3 separate regions of the Homo sapiens genome follow, and regions 1 and 3 are each linked to region 2. Evidence: chromatin contacts called from ENCODE Hi-C or POLR2A ChIA-PET data. All regions are on one chromosome and are shown on one strand. Each heading gives the region's core, a stretch centred on a gene start or an enhancer-like site at or near the end of the contact. The rest is flanking DNA. Distances are from core to core; before and after follow the strand shown.

Evidence for each region. A loop is a pair of places that touch in the nucleus more often than their neighbours do. ChIA-PET counts read pairs that join two places held with the same protein, here RNA polymerase II (POLR2A). Pooled maps may share reads with other maps.
Region 1: a pooled map shows a loop between it and region 2 (2.7-fold over the local background). The contact joins the promoter of PIPOX here to the promoter of FAM222B in region 2. A Hi-C loop is called at or near these places in 1 of 50 pooled maps. POLR2A ChIA-PET finds 5 or more read pairs at or near these places in 3 of 52 experiments (HEK293T, PC-9 and activated CD4-positive, alpha-beta T cell).
Region 3: a pooled map shows a loop between it and region 2 (2.2-fold over the local background). The contact joins the promoter of SEZ6 here to the promoter of FAM222B in region 2. A Hi-C loop is called at or near these places in 1 of 50 pooled maps. POLR2A ChIA-PET finds 5 or more read pairs at or near these places in 3 of 52 experiments (A673, Panc1 and activated CD4-positive, alpha-beta T cell).

What each region holds. Positions count from the first base shown.
Region 1 is chr17:29,040,903-29,045,551 of GRCh38, reverse strand. PIPOX (pipecolic acid and sarcosine oxidase) reads right to left here and starts at 2,411. Exons shown (of 8, transcript NM_016518.3): 1 at 2,213-2,411; 2 at 545-693. The coding sequence starts at 2,326. RefSeq lists an enhancer at 2,044-2,932.
Region 2 is chr17:28,840,598-28,845,109 of GRCh38, reverse strand. It overlaps FAM222B (family with sequence similarity 222 member B), which reads left to right and starts at 2,320. Exons shown (of 3, transcript NM_001077498.3): 1 at 2,320-2,428. RefSeq lists a silencer at 2,352-2,541 and an enhancer at 2,227-2,741.
Region 3 is chr17:29,004,781-29,009,615 of GRCh38, reverse strand. It overlaps SEZ6 (seizure related 6 homolog), which reads left to right and starts at 3,583. Exons shown (of 17, transcript NM_178860.5): 1 at 3,583-3,801. The coding sequence starts at 3,747. All of the region lies in intron 2 of LOC105371716 (a long non-coding RNA gene), which reads right to left. RefSeq lists a silencer at 3,637-3,820.

The DNA.
Region 1 (4,649 bases), core at 1,162-3,661, 200 kb before region 2:
GTAGTCCCAGCTGCCCGGGAGGCTGAAGCAGAAGAATCACTTGAACCCGGGAGGTGGAGGTTGCAGTGAGCCAAGATGGCGCCACTACACTCCAGCCTGACAAAAAAGCGAGACTCTGTCAAAAAAAAAAAAAAAAAAAAAAAAAAAAGAATCCTCCTGAAAGCAGCCTCCTCCTCTATCTCAACCCCTGCCCTAAAAGAGTTGCAGAGGCCTCCACAGAGTTGAAAATACACACTCCAGCAGACTCCTGTCCACTCTGGGCATCTGCCACACGGTGCCTTGCCAGCAGGCTTTCCAGTACTGCTTCTGCTAGCCTTGGACACATGGTCTGAACCCAGTCCTGCAACGCAGAGCCTGGCCAGAGTCAGCTGGACCTGTGGGGTGACCACCATGACAGCAGAACTCTTCCATGCATCTGGTACTTCTTGAGGCCTTGTGTCCCTCCCATTGCATTCCAAATGTTCCATGGCGCTGCCACTTCACACACTAAAAGTACCTGCAGGTGCAGAGCCCCACGATTCAAGGAATTCCTCCCACAGCCCACCTGTGCAATTGGGTTCCAGCCTCGTGCTCCAGCTGGGCCCATATCTGATAGCACTCATGCATCATCCGGGTGTAAAAGTCTTCCAGGTACGCCTTTCGGATTATCCGGCTTTGTCCATGGGAGCTTCCTCGGGAGTGTGGTAGAAAGAACTGGAAGTGGAAAACAAGAGAGATGATGGAAGCCATTACCCCTCACACTGCATCCCCTGTTAAGAGCCATATCAGCATGTGCTGTCAACCAGGAGCCATTTATCCTTCAAATATTTCCACACAATCTGGGGAAGGATTATGCACAGGAAGATAATTTGAGCCCAGGAATTCAAGACCAGCTTAGGCAATATAGCAAGACCCAGTCTTCTCAAAAATTTAAAAACTATCAGGTGTGGTGGCACTTGTAGTCCCAGCTACTTGGAAGGCTGAGGTAGGAGGACTGTTTGAGCCCAGGAGTTTGAGGCTGTAGTGAACTATGATAGTACCACTGCACTCCAGCCCGTGCAATAGAGTGAGATCCTGTCCCCCCACAAAAAAAAATTCACACAATCTTTCCAAATTCTCTCTTTATGACCAATTTACTGACTTGGCAATCAAGATAGAAGTTCTTCAATAGCACTAACTTAGGCTTCCTTTTTGCTAACGTTGTTCACATCCAGAAGTTCTTTTGTTAGCTAGTCTTCAACCATCCTGCTGCAATCTCACCTCACTTAGATTCACAAAGAAGCAAAATTAGAAAAAACCTTCCAGTTCAACTACTCCAGCCCCTTCATTTTATGAACAAGGAAACTGATGCTGACTTTATTTCTCTGTGGCTACAGATCACTCAGGGTAAGAGAACCACCTCAGGATTCAGCAACAATGAGTTTCCTGAGAGGATGAACCAGGAATCCCTTGGGCTTTGAGAAAACTGATAGAGAAATGAAGAAGGTTTCTAACTACTCTGGCTCATTACCAAGAAGAGCAAACCATAGCCAGCCTGGGTAGCTGCAGGCAGAATGGAAAGGGAGAGTCCACTGCAGTGGATAGCTGGGTGGCCCTGTCCTCGAAGGACCCTGCAGACACACAGGGCCCACCCACATATGCAGTGGTCACTGCAGACTGCACTGCGTAGCAGGAAAAATAAGGCCTCAGTCTCACTTATCATGTGTCAAACAAGGAGGCTGCTATTATCTGGAGGTGGCAAAAAATAAAAAATAAAAAAAAAAAACAGAAGCTTCTGCTGGGTTCTGGTGTGAGAGGCCAGGAATATGCAAGACAGAATCCTACCTCTTAGGCTGATAAATCAACCTTTGCCTCTAGGCAAAATTATCTTTACTTTAGGTTACCTAGAGCAGAACCAATTATTTTTCTGGGGTGGGGATCAACCATTTGGGCACAGAAGGGAAAGAGTAGTGAGAAGGAAGAGAACAGGGCCTAGGACGCTTGGTCAAGGGCAGGAACTGGGAAGCAGTAGAAAGAGGAAATGTGCCTAGAAACCCAATGTGGGTATGAGGGATGTGAAACTTCTTTGAATTGCCATGAAACACACTAGGCAGCTAAGATACAAATTACACAGAATTTTTGATGATTCAGTCCCTTTGGCCTTGCCCTGTAGCCTGCTGGCTCTGAAAACCCTTCTGCAGGGGAGGAGGGTAGGACAGTCCTTACAGCTGGGGGTGCAGAAGGGACACAGTACCTGCTCCAGCAGGAGGATCCTCTTCCTGTGTTTGGCCAGGTGGTATGCAGTGAAGCAGCCCTGGATCCCCGCCCCAATCACAATGGCGTCCCAGAGATCTTTCTGAGCCGCCATGATGCCACTCAGCCCCACAGCCACAGAGCCTCAAAGGCAAAGGCAAGCAAAGACAGGCTCCCGGCTAAAGGACGAGGAGGAAGGCAAAGTCCAGCCTGGCCAGTGTTCCCACAATGCCCTGGGGTCGTGTCCTCCCGCTTCCCTCTCTGCCAAGCCTGGCCCAGGGCTCAGTCTCCCTTCCCCTGCGGAGCAGAGCTGGGTAGTCTGATTTGTGAGGTTTAGCCCAGCTCAGCCGCCAGCCTCACCCTTGCATCCCTGTGGCTTTCTATTCTTGGCTCAATTATTGTCATGCAAATGGGCTCCTTCCTTTGCCACCTTCCTGTCTCATTATGATCTTTGTCTCAGGACTTCGGCCCTGGAATTTCAATGCCTCCTAGACCATACTGGGCACCGGGAATGCTGCCTCCCCCTGCTGGTTTTCCCCTCTTCAGCCTGATTTGCTTTAGAGATTCTAGAGGGCCCCGCTAAGAACTTGGCACGATGCCCAGAATAAGACCCACCTCCCTGGTGGGTGGTGAGGTCAGGGGGTAGAGGCAGGGGCCAATTGGGAGGGCAGTTTTGTAATTATGAAATTATTCCCAGCATGTTTTACTTTCATTTTGAAGAAAGAAGAAATGATCCTGAAAAGACAGAAAGGGCAGAGTGAGAGGAGGAGCCCTCTCCTCAGCCACAGAGAGGGGACCAGGCCAGCCCAGTGCCTGGAGGGGCCCCGTGTTGAGCATCTCTCTGTCCCAGGCAGTATGCTTAGTAAGTACTGATACTGGCATTTGGGTAGGGCTTGATTGTCATACAGTTCGAGGGTACTCTTTGAGAAAAAGAAAAAAGGAGAATTATTAATACAAAATTAGATGCCCGGATGTGGAAGAAACTGTTCAATTAAGGACCCCCATGGTTGAAGTTTCATTTGCTTCATGGTAAATTTGCCTCTGCATGAGTTATCTCATTTACTCCTCATAGCCCTAGGAGTTTCTGCGGGTTTTTGTTTTTGAAGTTTTGGTTTTTGAGAGGATCTCTGGGATCTCACTGTCACGCAGGCTGGAGTGCAGTGGCACGAACTCGGCTCACTGTAGCCTCCACTTCCTGGGCTCAAGGGGTCCTCCTACCTCAGCCGCCCGAGTAGCTGAAACTACAAACGCATGCCACCATGCTCAGCTAATTTTGTTTATTTTTTGTAGAGACGAGGGCTCACTGTGTTGCTCAGGCTGGTCTCGAACTCCTGGACTCATACAATCCTCCCACCTCATCCTCCCAAAAGCTTGGATTACAGGTGTGAGACACTGCACCTGGCTTAGGAGTATTTTTATGCCTACTTTTGGCAGATTAAGGATGGCCCCAAATTCTTTTTCACTCCTTCTATCACAGACTCTGTGACTGCTTGACCCATAAAATATGGCAAAAGTGATACCATGACACTTTCTGGCACAGCCCTAAAGAGACTGGCAGCTTCCTCTTCTTATGTTGGAGCCCTTACTTTTTTTTTTTTTTTGAGAGGGAGTCTCGTTTTGTCATCCAGGCAGGAGAGCAGTGGCACTATCTTGGCTCACTGCAACCTCTGACTCGTGGGTTCAAGCGATTCTTCTGCCTCAGCTTCCCGAGTAGCTGGGCCTACAGGCGAGCGCCACTACACCCAGCTAATTTTTCATATTTTTAGTAGAGACGGGGTTTCACCATATTGGCCAGGCTGGTCTCGAACTCCTGACCTCATGATCCGACCACCTCGGCCTCCCAAAGTGCTGGGGTTACAGGCATGAGCCACCGCACCTGGCCAAGGAGCCCTTACTCTCTGAGCCCTGAGCCACCATGTTAGAAGTGCAGGCACCCTATGGGAGAGTTCACATGGAGAGGACCTGGGACCAGGTGGAGAACTCTATATAAGAATGAAGTTATCTTGGTTTGGGAGGCTGAGTCAGGAAGGATCGCTTGAGGCCAGGAGTTCCAGACAAACCTGTGCAACATAGCAAGACCTTGTCTCAAAGAAAAGTGAAGTCATCTTGGTTCCTCCAGCCCAGCCTAGCACCAGCCAAATAGTACCAAGTGACCCAATTGATGCTGCATAGTGCAGAAGAATCACCCAGTCAAGCTTCATTCCTGATCCACAAAACCATGAAACAGAATAAAATGGTTGTTGTTTTCAGCCACAACATTTTGGGGAGGTTTTTTACACAGCCATAACCAAAATATTACTTAATGGCTGAAGACGTGAAGGCTTAGAGAGATTCTATCTTACCCAAAGCAACACCCCTGGTATACAAAGACACTGAGGCTGGGCACAGTGGCTCACGTCTGTAATCCCAACACTTTGAGAGGCCGAGGCGGGAGAATC
Region 2 (4,512 bases), core at 1,071-3,570:
TTTTAATTGAGATGGAGTCTCACTCTGTTATCCAGGCTGGAGTGCAGTGGTGCGATCTCGGCTCATTGTAACCTCCGTTCCTGGGTTCAAGCGATTTTCCTGCCTCAGCCTCCTGAGTAGCTGGGACTACAGGTGCATGCCACCATGCCCAGATAATTTTTGTATTTTTTCAGTAGAGACAGGGTTTCACCGTGTTGGCCAGGCTGGTCTCGAATTCCTGGCTTCAAGTGATCCGCCCGCCTTAACCTCCCAAAGTGCTGGGTTTACAGGCATGAGCTATCTTGCCTGGCCACTATTTTTTAGATTTTTTGTAGAGATGAGTCTCCCTATGTTGCCCAGGCTGGTCTCTAACTCCTGGGCTCAAGCAATCCTCCCAACCTGGCCTCCCAAAATGTTGGGATTACAAGCATAAGTCACTATGCCCAGCTTTATTTTTAATTTTTTTTTCTTTTGAGACGGAGTCTCGCTCTGTCGCCCAGGCTGGAATGCAGTGGCTTGATCTCGGCTCACTGCAAGCTCCGCCTCCCGGGTTCACGCCATTCTCTTGCCTCAGCCTCCTGAGTAGCTGGGACTACAGGCGCCCGCCACCACGCCCGGCTAATTTTTTGTATTTTTAGTGAGACGGGGTTTCACCGTGTTAGCCAGGATGGTCTCGATCTCCTGACCTCATGATCCGCCCGCCTCGGCCTCCCAAAGTGCTGGGATTACAGGCGTGAGCCACTGCACCTGGCCTATTTAAATTTTTTTAACATTCCTCATTGAGCACTCAACTTGTCTTTTTTTCTTCTCTTTTTCCCCCTTACGTTGTATCTTGGGCCTTATGTGTCCAAACTCTGAAGAGAGGAGACCAGCGCTGGAGTTGAGAGAGAAAAAAGAGCCATGGTGATGAGGAGAGAGTTTAGTCCTGTACCTCCTCTTGCCTGCTGCTTTCAAGTCTGTTTTGTTGAATTCTCAGGACTCGATTGAGCTTAGTCTCTTGTCAGGCTATGCCAAAGCAGCACAGTAGTCTAGGGACTGACAGTTGGGCCTCACTGGACTTTAGTGGTTTTCTTTTACCAGTTTGAAAAAGGGCCAGGCTCACAGTGAGAGCTGGAAAGCAGGGGACTATTTGCCTGCGAATTCCTCAATAGCATACACGCGATGCCTAGAACATTTCTGTCCAATAAACAGCATGTGCTTGATAAACATACTGAACTTAGCGGTGTCCCCAGTGCATTCTAGGCGAGGTCACCTCCTTGACAAGGTCCCCAGGACTTCATTGCACCTCCTAGCTAGTAGCGTATTCTAGGATGGCAAAGCTGCCTTTACATAATTACCCCCGATACATTCTAGACACGATCATCTTGAAAGAGACCCAAATTTTACCAGGCATGGTGACTCAGGCCTGTAATCCCAGCACTTTGGGAGGCCGGGGCGGGCGAATCATCTGAGGTCAGGAGTTCGAGACCAGCCTGGCCAACATGGTGAAACCCCGTCTCTACTAAAAATACAAAAGTTAGCCAGGCGTGGTGGTGCAAGCCTGTAATCCCAGCTAGTCAGGAGGCTGAGGCAGGAGAATCGTTTGAACCCGGGAGGCGGAGGTTGCAGTGAGCTGAGATCGCGCCACTGCACTCCAGCCTGGGCAACAAGAGCAAAACTCCGTCTCAAAAAAAAAAAAAAAAAAAAAAGACCCAGGCTGGGCGCGGTGGCTCATGCTTGTAATCCCAGCGCTTTAGAAGGCTGAGGTGGGTGGATCACCTGAGGTCGGGAGTTCGAGACCAGCCTGACCAACATGATAAAACCCCGTCTCTACTAAAAATACAAAATTAGCTGGGCGTGGTGGTGCATGCCTGTAATCCCAGCTACTCGGGAGGCTGAGGCAGGAGAATCGCTTGAACCCGGGAGGCGGAGGTTGTTTGAGCCGAGATCACGCCATTGCACTCCAACCTGGACAACAAGAGCGAAACTTCGACTCAGAAAAAAAAAAAAAAAGACCCAAATTTATCATCAGTGGTCACCTCAGAGCACCTGAATTCAGGCCTTTAAGTGCAAGTAGGATGCAGAATTCTGGAAGAGCCAGTAAGTCTGTGGCTCCTTGGGGAAGCGCGATCCAAGGGTTTAGTAACCTAGGCACGGTACTCCAGAGGCGTACCCTGAGGCAGCCGCCAAATTCTCTAAGCCTCAGAATTCTTCAAGGCCAGCTCCCATGTCCACTAGAGACCCAGGGGTCCAGACCATCAGGCACTGAGGAAGACGCCCCCGGCAGGGGCTGCGCAGGCGCGTGCGGCCCGAAAGGGCCCAGGCGCTACACGCTGCGCAGGCGCAGGAGCGGCTCCGGGTAGTCCCCACAGCTGCGCCGGTGACTGAGGGGCCGGGCAGTGGAGAAGTGGTGGCGGCGGGCGGCGGGCGGCAAAGGAGCAGCCATGAGGGCCGGGCCCAGTCACCGACCGTGAGTAGTGGTGGAGGGGGAGTGGACAACGCGTGGGAAGAGGGTAACTTAGCGGAAGGATACATGACTTTGTGGGGTGGGCTCTGACTGTGGGAGACGGAAGGGCGTGGGGGAGGTACAGTTTGAGGTGATGATGGGAGAATTTGGGGCACGGGTGGCCCGGTCGCCGGCCGCAGAGCTGGACAGCTTGGTGGAGGGGGACGGGGTTGCGTGCTGTGGAGTGAAGCAGCCCATTTGTATCATCCCTTCCTCCAGGAGCTTTTGGTCGCCTCTCCTTTCCGCTTCTTTCAGAGAATGATTGCGGGGGGAGGGTGGTGGAGGATGAAAGCTCTGCTGGAGCTTAAGAAGCCACCTCTGAACCAGGCAGGGGAAGGGTCGGTCTCCCGGAGTAATAGGCTGCTCTGGGTAGAGGATGGGAGTCGGGAACCCTCTTTTGAAAGCCGGGAGGGGTCTAGGGAAAAGAGCTAGGGGCTTAGAGTCAGGCAGGTTCGAAAGGAAGTCCACCATTGATAAAGCTGTTAGGTAACCTTGGGCAGGTCCCACTTAACCTTTCTGAACACCAGGAAGATGTCATGCTTCAAACGGGCTATTGCAAGCATCACCTATGTAATTGAGATTGTTTATGCAAATTGTGAATTGTAAGTACTATGTTGATGTTAATGTATCACCAACAATGTTAGTGGAATTTAGACCTTACCGTTGTTAATGGAATGACTGATTTCTCTGTTAAGATAAGAAGCGTATTGTTTGTAAAACCTCAGTAGACACATATGTGCTTTCTTTATGGGCACAGCAGACCATGTGCAGAACTACCAGTTCTGTAATGTGATAAATTAGCCATCAGACTTCTGTAGGAAAAATACCGTACTCCGGCGTTTTTACAAACGGTTTGCAGCTCCTCACCCGAAAGGATGGAGGGCCAATCTATTAAAATATTTTCTGAACATAGCTAACTCATGTTGCCTTATAACACAGTTGGCACTAATGTGCTTTAACGAGTTGAGAAAAGGCCGGGTGCAGTGGCTCATGTCTGTAATCCCAGCACTTTGGGAGGCCGAGGCGGGCGGATCACGAGGTCAGAAGTTGGAGACCAGCCTAGCCAACGTAGTGAAATCCCGTCTCTACTAAAAATACAAAAAATCAGCCGGGTGTGGTGGCGGGCGCCTGTAATCCCAGCTGCTTGGGAAGCTGAGGCAGGGGAATCACTCGAACCCGGGAGGCAGAGGTTGCGGTGAGCCGAGATAGTGCTATTGCACTCCAGTTCGGGTGACAGTGCGAGACTCCGTCTGGAAAAAAGAGTTAAGAAAACTAGTTTGAGACAAGCTGGGAGGGCTGCCCAGTGAGGGATGTGAAAATATAATTTGTTTATTATATTTTATTTTATTTTTGAGACGGAGTCTCGCTCTGTCGCCAGGCAGGAGTGCAGTGGCATCATCTCGGCTCACAGCAACCTCCGCCTCCCGGGTTCAAGCGATTCTCCTGTCTCAGCCTCCTGAGTAGCTGGGATTACAAATGCCCACCACCACGCCTGGCTAATTTTTGTAGTTTTAGTAGAGATGGGGTTTCACCATGTTGGCCAGGCTGGTCTTGAACTCCTCACGTCAGGTGATCCACCCACCTCGGCCTCTCAAAGTGCCGGGATTACAGGCGTGAGCCACCGTGCCTGGCTATTTTGTTATCTTTATTTTTATTTTATTTTATTATAATTTTTTTTGAGGTGGGTGAAGGAGTCTTGCTCTGTCACCCAGGCTGGAGTGCAGTGGTGCGAACTTGGTTCACTGCAACCTCCGCCTCCTGGGTTCAAGCAATTCTCCTGCCTCAGCCTCCCTAGTACCTGGGATTATAGGCACGTGCCACCATACCCGGCTAATTTTTGTATTTTTTTTAGTACACTCGGGGTTTCTCCATTGCTGGACAGGCTGGTCTCAAACTTCTGACCTCAGGTGATCCGCCCGCCCCAGCCTCCCAAAGTGCTGGGATTACAGGCGTGAACCACCGTGCTTGGCCCATTTTATTATTTTTAAATTATAAAAAGTTCTCCTTTGCAAAGGAGTCTCTGGCTGCTCCGGGGACCTGTCGCTGTT
Region 3 (4,835 bases), core at 2,334-4,833, 160 kb before region 2:
ACAGTGCTTGAAAACATACCTTAATGATGCCAGATTGCTCTGTTTCAGTGCAAATATCTTCGTGATGGGGTAATCCCTTCAGTATAGCCACCAAGGATGTCCTTCAGCTCAGGTGACCACCAAGCCATTCACAGCTAGGCCCCAGCCTACTCTAGCCCTTTCTCCTACTTCCCAGCAGGGACTCTGCTCCAGCAGAACCAGTCTTCTCACTGACCCAGACTAGCTTGCATTTTCCAACGCTGTGCATAAACTACACCCCCCAACTTTGAATGTCTTCCCTCTCCCTCTCCATTGAATCATAAGACTTATTTGGGCTAGGGGCAGTGGTTCATGCCTGTAATCTCAGTCCTTTGGGAGGCCAAGGTGGGAGGATCACTTGAGCCCAGGAATTTGAGACCAGCCTGGACTACATACAGAGACCTCATCTCTACAAAAAAGTAAAAAATTAGCTGGGCATGCTGGCTCATGCCTGTGGTCCCAGTTATTCAGGAGGCTGAGATGGGAGAATCACTTCAGCCCAGGAAGTCAAGGCTGCAGTGAGCCCTGATCACACCACTGCATCCCAGCCTGGGTGACAGAGTAAGAACCTGTCTCAAAAATTAATTAATTAATTTTTAAAAACATATTCAACTTGGTTTCACCCATCCATTGTGTGAAGATTTCACTGACCTTGCCTCATCCCCAAAAGAAACAATTGCCCTTTTCTTCATTATCTCACAGCACTCATTTGACACCAATGACCGGCCTTGGGCTTTAGACACTCCTCATCCCTGTTGTTTATTCACAAATATTTATTGAACATCTACTATGTGCCAGCCACTGAGCTAGATTGTGGGTAGATGAGACAGACACGGTCTGTGCCTTCGCAAAGTCAACAACTAGTAGAGCAGACAGACAATTAAGCAAGCAATTACACAGACAGGGGAAGCCCAGGGTTCTCTGGGAGCAAAAAGCCAGGTGGGGGATGCAGAGAACAGAAGTGAGAGCAGTGAGGGGAGCCTTGCAAGTCCACCCAGACTGCCACTTTCAAAGGTGCCTATGAATTGAGTAGACTATAAGCCTGCCAGCCCTGTATACAGCTGATTGTCCCCTTGGGCATTTTATTGTTCTCAATTTGTAGGTAATATCAAGGTCTGGTTAGGACGAGCCCCTTGGAGGGCATGATAGAGGGCACCTGACAGAAGCTCTGCTGTTTCCCAGTTTGGCCCAGGCTCTGCCTCAACCTGCCTAGGAACCCACTGCATAAAGGCTATGTTAACTGCCTTTAGGAGGGAGGGACAGCCCCGGTGCATTGTCATGCCCATCATGCAGTACAAGCCCATCTTCTGAGCTCAGGGTACAGTACTGTATTCTGGGACTTGTAGTCTCCATTGGACCCTCTAGGTTAGTTCAGGCCATAGGGAAGGTGATGTGACAAGTTCCAGGATGGCTTCTCTCCCCCTCCTTTATGTGCATAGTGCCCAGCCCATCAAGGAGCCCTGTTGCTAAGAGAGTCAGACAAGCCTGCCACCAACCTCCAAATCCCCATGAATCATCCTGGCAATACAAGATTCATCCCTAGGTCATGACTCACTCCCCTTGCCCAAGCTGCCTAGCCATGAGGGACCAGGAATACTAGAGGAGCCCAGGAATACTTTCAAGGAGGAAAAGAGGAATCTCATGACATTTGCCAGCATTTTCCTAAACTTCCCCCGGTCACACAACCTTCTACCTCTGTGTCTCTTCCCTTCCTCTGTTGGCAACTCTCTTTCTGCCTCCCCTCTTGCACCTTCTTTCCTGGCTTCCTCTCCTCACCCCTGATTCTTGCATCAGCTCCTCCTTCTTCCTGCCATCCTTCTGCTGCTGCCCTCTTTTTCCTCAGCTTCTCAAAACAACTGTCCAGAAATCCCAGCGTCTTCCTAATTCCACACGCCATCTGCCTGCTGCCTGGGACTCTTTACAGCAGTCATCACAGCTCCCCAGAGCCCACAAGAAGAGGGTCTGGAGAGAATCCAACCAGCAGAGTTGGGAGACTCTGGTCAAGAGGACCAAAACACTCTCTAAGGAACTTGAGCAGAAATTTCACCACCTGCTTCCAGGATGAGGGTCAGGAAGGACACTGGACAATGACTGGAGTCTGGAAGCTTTGGAGAGCAACCAAGTTCATGTAAAAAGAAACTAAACAAAAAACTGCCCTTCTCCCAGGGGCAATAGGGAGTTCAGCCCTCCTATTCCTCTACAGGGAATAATAACATCAGCCATAGGATCCTGTCCCATTGTACCCATTAAAGCTCTTCAAGTGAGCCCATCCATGAGCCCCTGCCTTTAAAGAGCAGCCTCAGGATGGCACAGCTGTGACTGCCCCCTTGCTGTCCTGTGACTCACTGGGGCTCCTCAGCCCAAGCAGGGCCCTGGAAAGTTATTTTTCCATGCCTTTAATAGTACAGGCTACACCCCTGGGCCTCCTTCAAGTCTCTATCTAAAACAGCCGTAGGGCACAGTGGCTCATGCCTGTAATCCCAGCACTTTGGGAGGCCAAGGCGGGAGGATCTCTTGAGGCCAGGATTTCAAGACCAGTTTGGGCAACATAATGAGACCTTATCTCTGCAAAAAATTTAAAAATTAGCCAGGCTTGGGGGTGCATGCCTGTAGTTCTAGCTACTTGAGAGGCTGAAGTGGGAGGATCTCTTGAGCCCAGGAGTTTGGGTGAGCTATTAATATAATTGTGCCACTGCATTTCCAGCCTAAGCAACAGAGACCCTGTCTCTAAAAACAATAATAAAATAAAATAAAATAACAGCTCTAGGAAACCCTCTCTCATGCCTATGCCATTTTCTCCACCAATTCCAGAAACCTGGGCAGAGATGGCATGAAGGGTCTGTATCGACTGTCACTGTGGCTTCTCTGGTCCTGCAGAGGGGCCAAGGCAGAGTCCTGGAGACCCAGGGCTACGTGGGGACCCAGGATACTACCTTCAGCTGCCCACAGCTTGGCCCAGGTTGCCTCCTGCCAAGTGAAGAATGTCTCCCCAGGATGCGAGTGCCACTGGCTTTTAACTATAATATCAGGATAATTAAGCTTTTCTGTGAGCACAGTTTGCTGCTGATGCAGCTGCCTGGAGCCCTGGCATTTATTGAGCGCAAAGTAATAATTTATTATCCTTTGTACGCTCAAAAGCCATCTTCATTATCGTCCCAAGACGGAACTGCCACAAGGGCACGCGGGCCTCACCAGCTGCCTCACTCTCGGATGTCTTCCCAGGTCACCCTTGACGCCCTCAGGTACCAGGATTGGGTGGAGAGGGGTGGGGAAAGTGTTGCTCTTTCTCATGGAGAATCAGAAGGCTACAGTGAGCTATTAATTGAGGTTCCTTAGCAGGCCGTTAACGGGAAAGAGGGTGGCATGCTTGGCTGGGGGTGGGCAGCGCAGAAGGGCAGGGGCCGTGTGCCCACATGAGTAGGGCAGTCGCGGTGGAGCGGGAGCCTGGGCTCCTGCCCCTGGGTCTCTGCGCCTTTGCATGAGACTTTACGGTAAGCCGCTCCTCCCGCGCCCCCGCCCCCAGCCCCGCTCGGCGATCCCCGGCGCCGTCGCCAGGCGCTGGCCGTGGTGCTGATTCTGTCAGGCGCTGGCGGCGGCAGCGGCGGTGACGGCTGCGGCCCCGCTCCCTCTACCCGGCCGGACCCGGCTCTGCCCCCGCGCCCAAGCCCCACCAAGCCCCCCGCCCTCCCGCCGCGGTCCCAGCCCAGGGCGCGGCCGCAACCAGCACCATGCGCCCGGTAGCCCTGCTGCTCCTGCCCTCGCTGCTGGCGCTCCTGGCTCACGGTAAGGGACCCCGGCATCCGGCGGCAGGACGGGGGCGGGAGCGGGGCCCCAGGGGTGGGAAGGGAGACCCGGTGCCCAGCTTCGGGCATCTGGCTGCCCAGTCCAAGCACCGCGCCCCGCCGGCTGCGCTGCCCCCGGCGCCGGCCAAGCCGGGCGGGGCGCGGGCTTCGCGGGCGGGAAGCTGCCGCGGCTCCCGCCATTCGCGCCCGGCCGAGACCTCGTCTTTAATCATCTCCCCAGATCTAATGGGATTTCTCTGATGCAATTCATCACGCCACCCACTCCCCGCACACACGCGCTCACCCGCGCGCTACCTCGCCACACTCTAGGCATCTCAGGGTGCTGGGGCGCGTGCCGGGGGGCGCAAGGCAGTGAGTCGGGACGGTCCAGCTGGCGGCCCGTGGTCCCGCTTCCCCTGCCGCCCGCCAAACTTCGCTCGACTTTGCCGCCGGTTCCAGGGCCTCTAGTGTTCTTACTGAGGGGAGACGGGGCCGGATGGCGGCCGGACCCGGGGTTGGGACCTCGCTCACCTCCCCATGCCCTGGCGCTGCCACGCCAGAGTCGGGACCTAGAGCACAATTCTAGAGAGAAACTCCAAGGGCCTGGACCCCCTATCTGGCTCCTGGCTCTGCCCTCGGCTGCAGCAGCGGAGATCCTGGGATAGAGACTCTGTCCTCCCCAAAGTCCTTTCCTTGTACACACACACACACACACACACACACACACACACACACACCACTGCCCCGAGCTCTGCCTCCCTCCCGGCCTGCCTTCCTGCCCGGCCCTGGTCCACTCCCCACCTGCAAGGCAGATTTGTCTCTGGAGGACCTGTTCCCCACACCCTGAGAATCCCCGCGCCCCCTCTAGGAGTCTGGTCCCCAACTTCGTCGGTCTTGGGTAGAGGGAAGCTTGGCCATGGTGTGAGCGGCAAGGGAGTGTTGGGGAGAGGATAGGGGTTCCGTGCCTCGGGGAAGAGTCTTGTCTGGACCTGCCGTCCTGGCTCAAACAAGCTCTCATGGAAGCTACTGGCACCC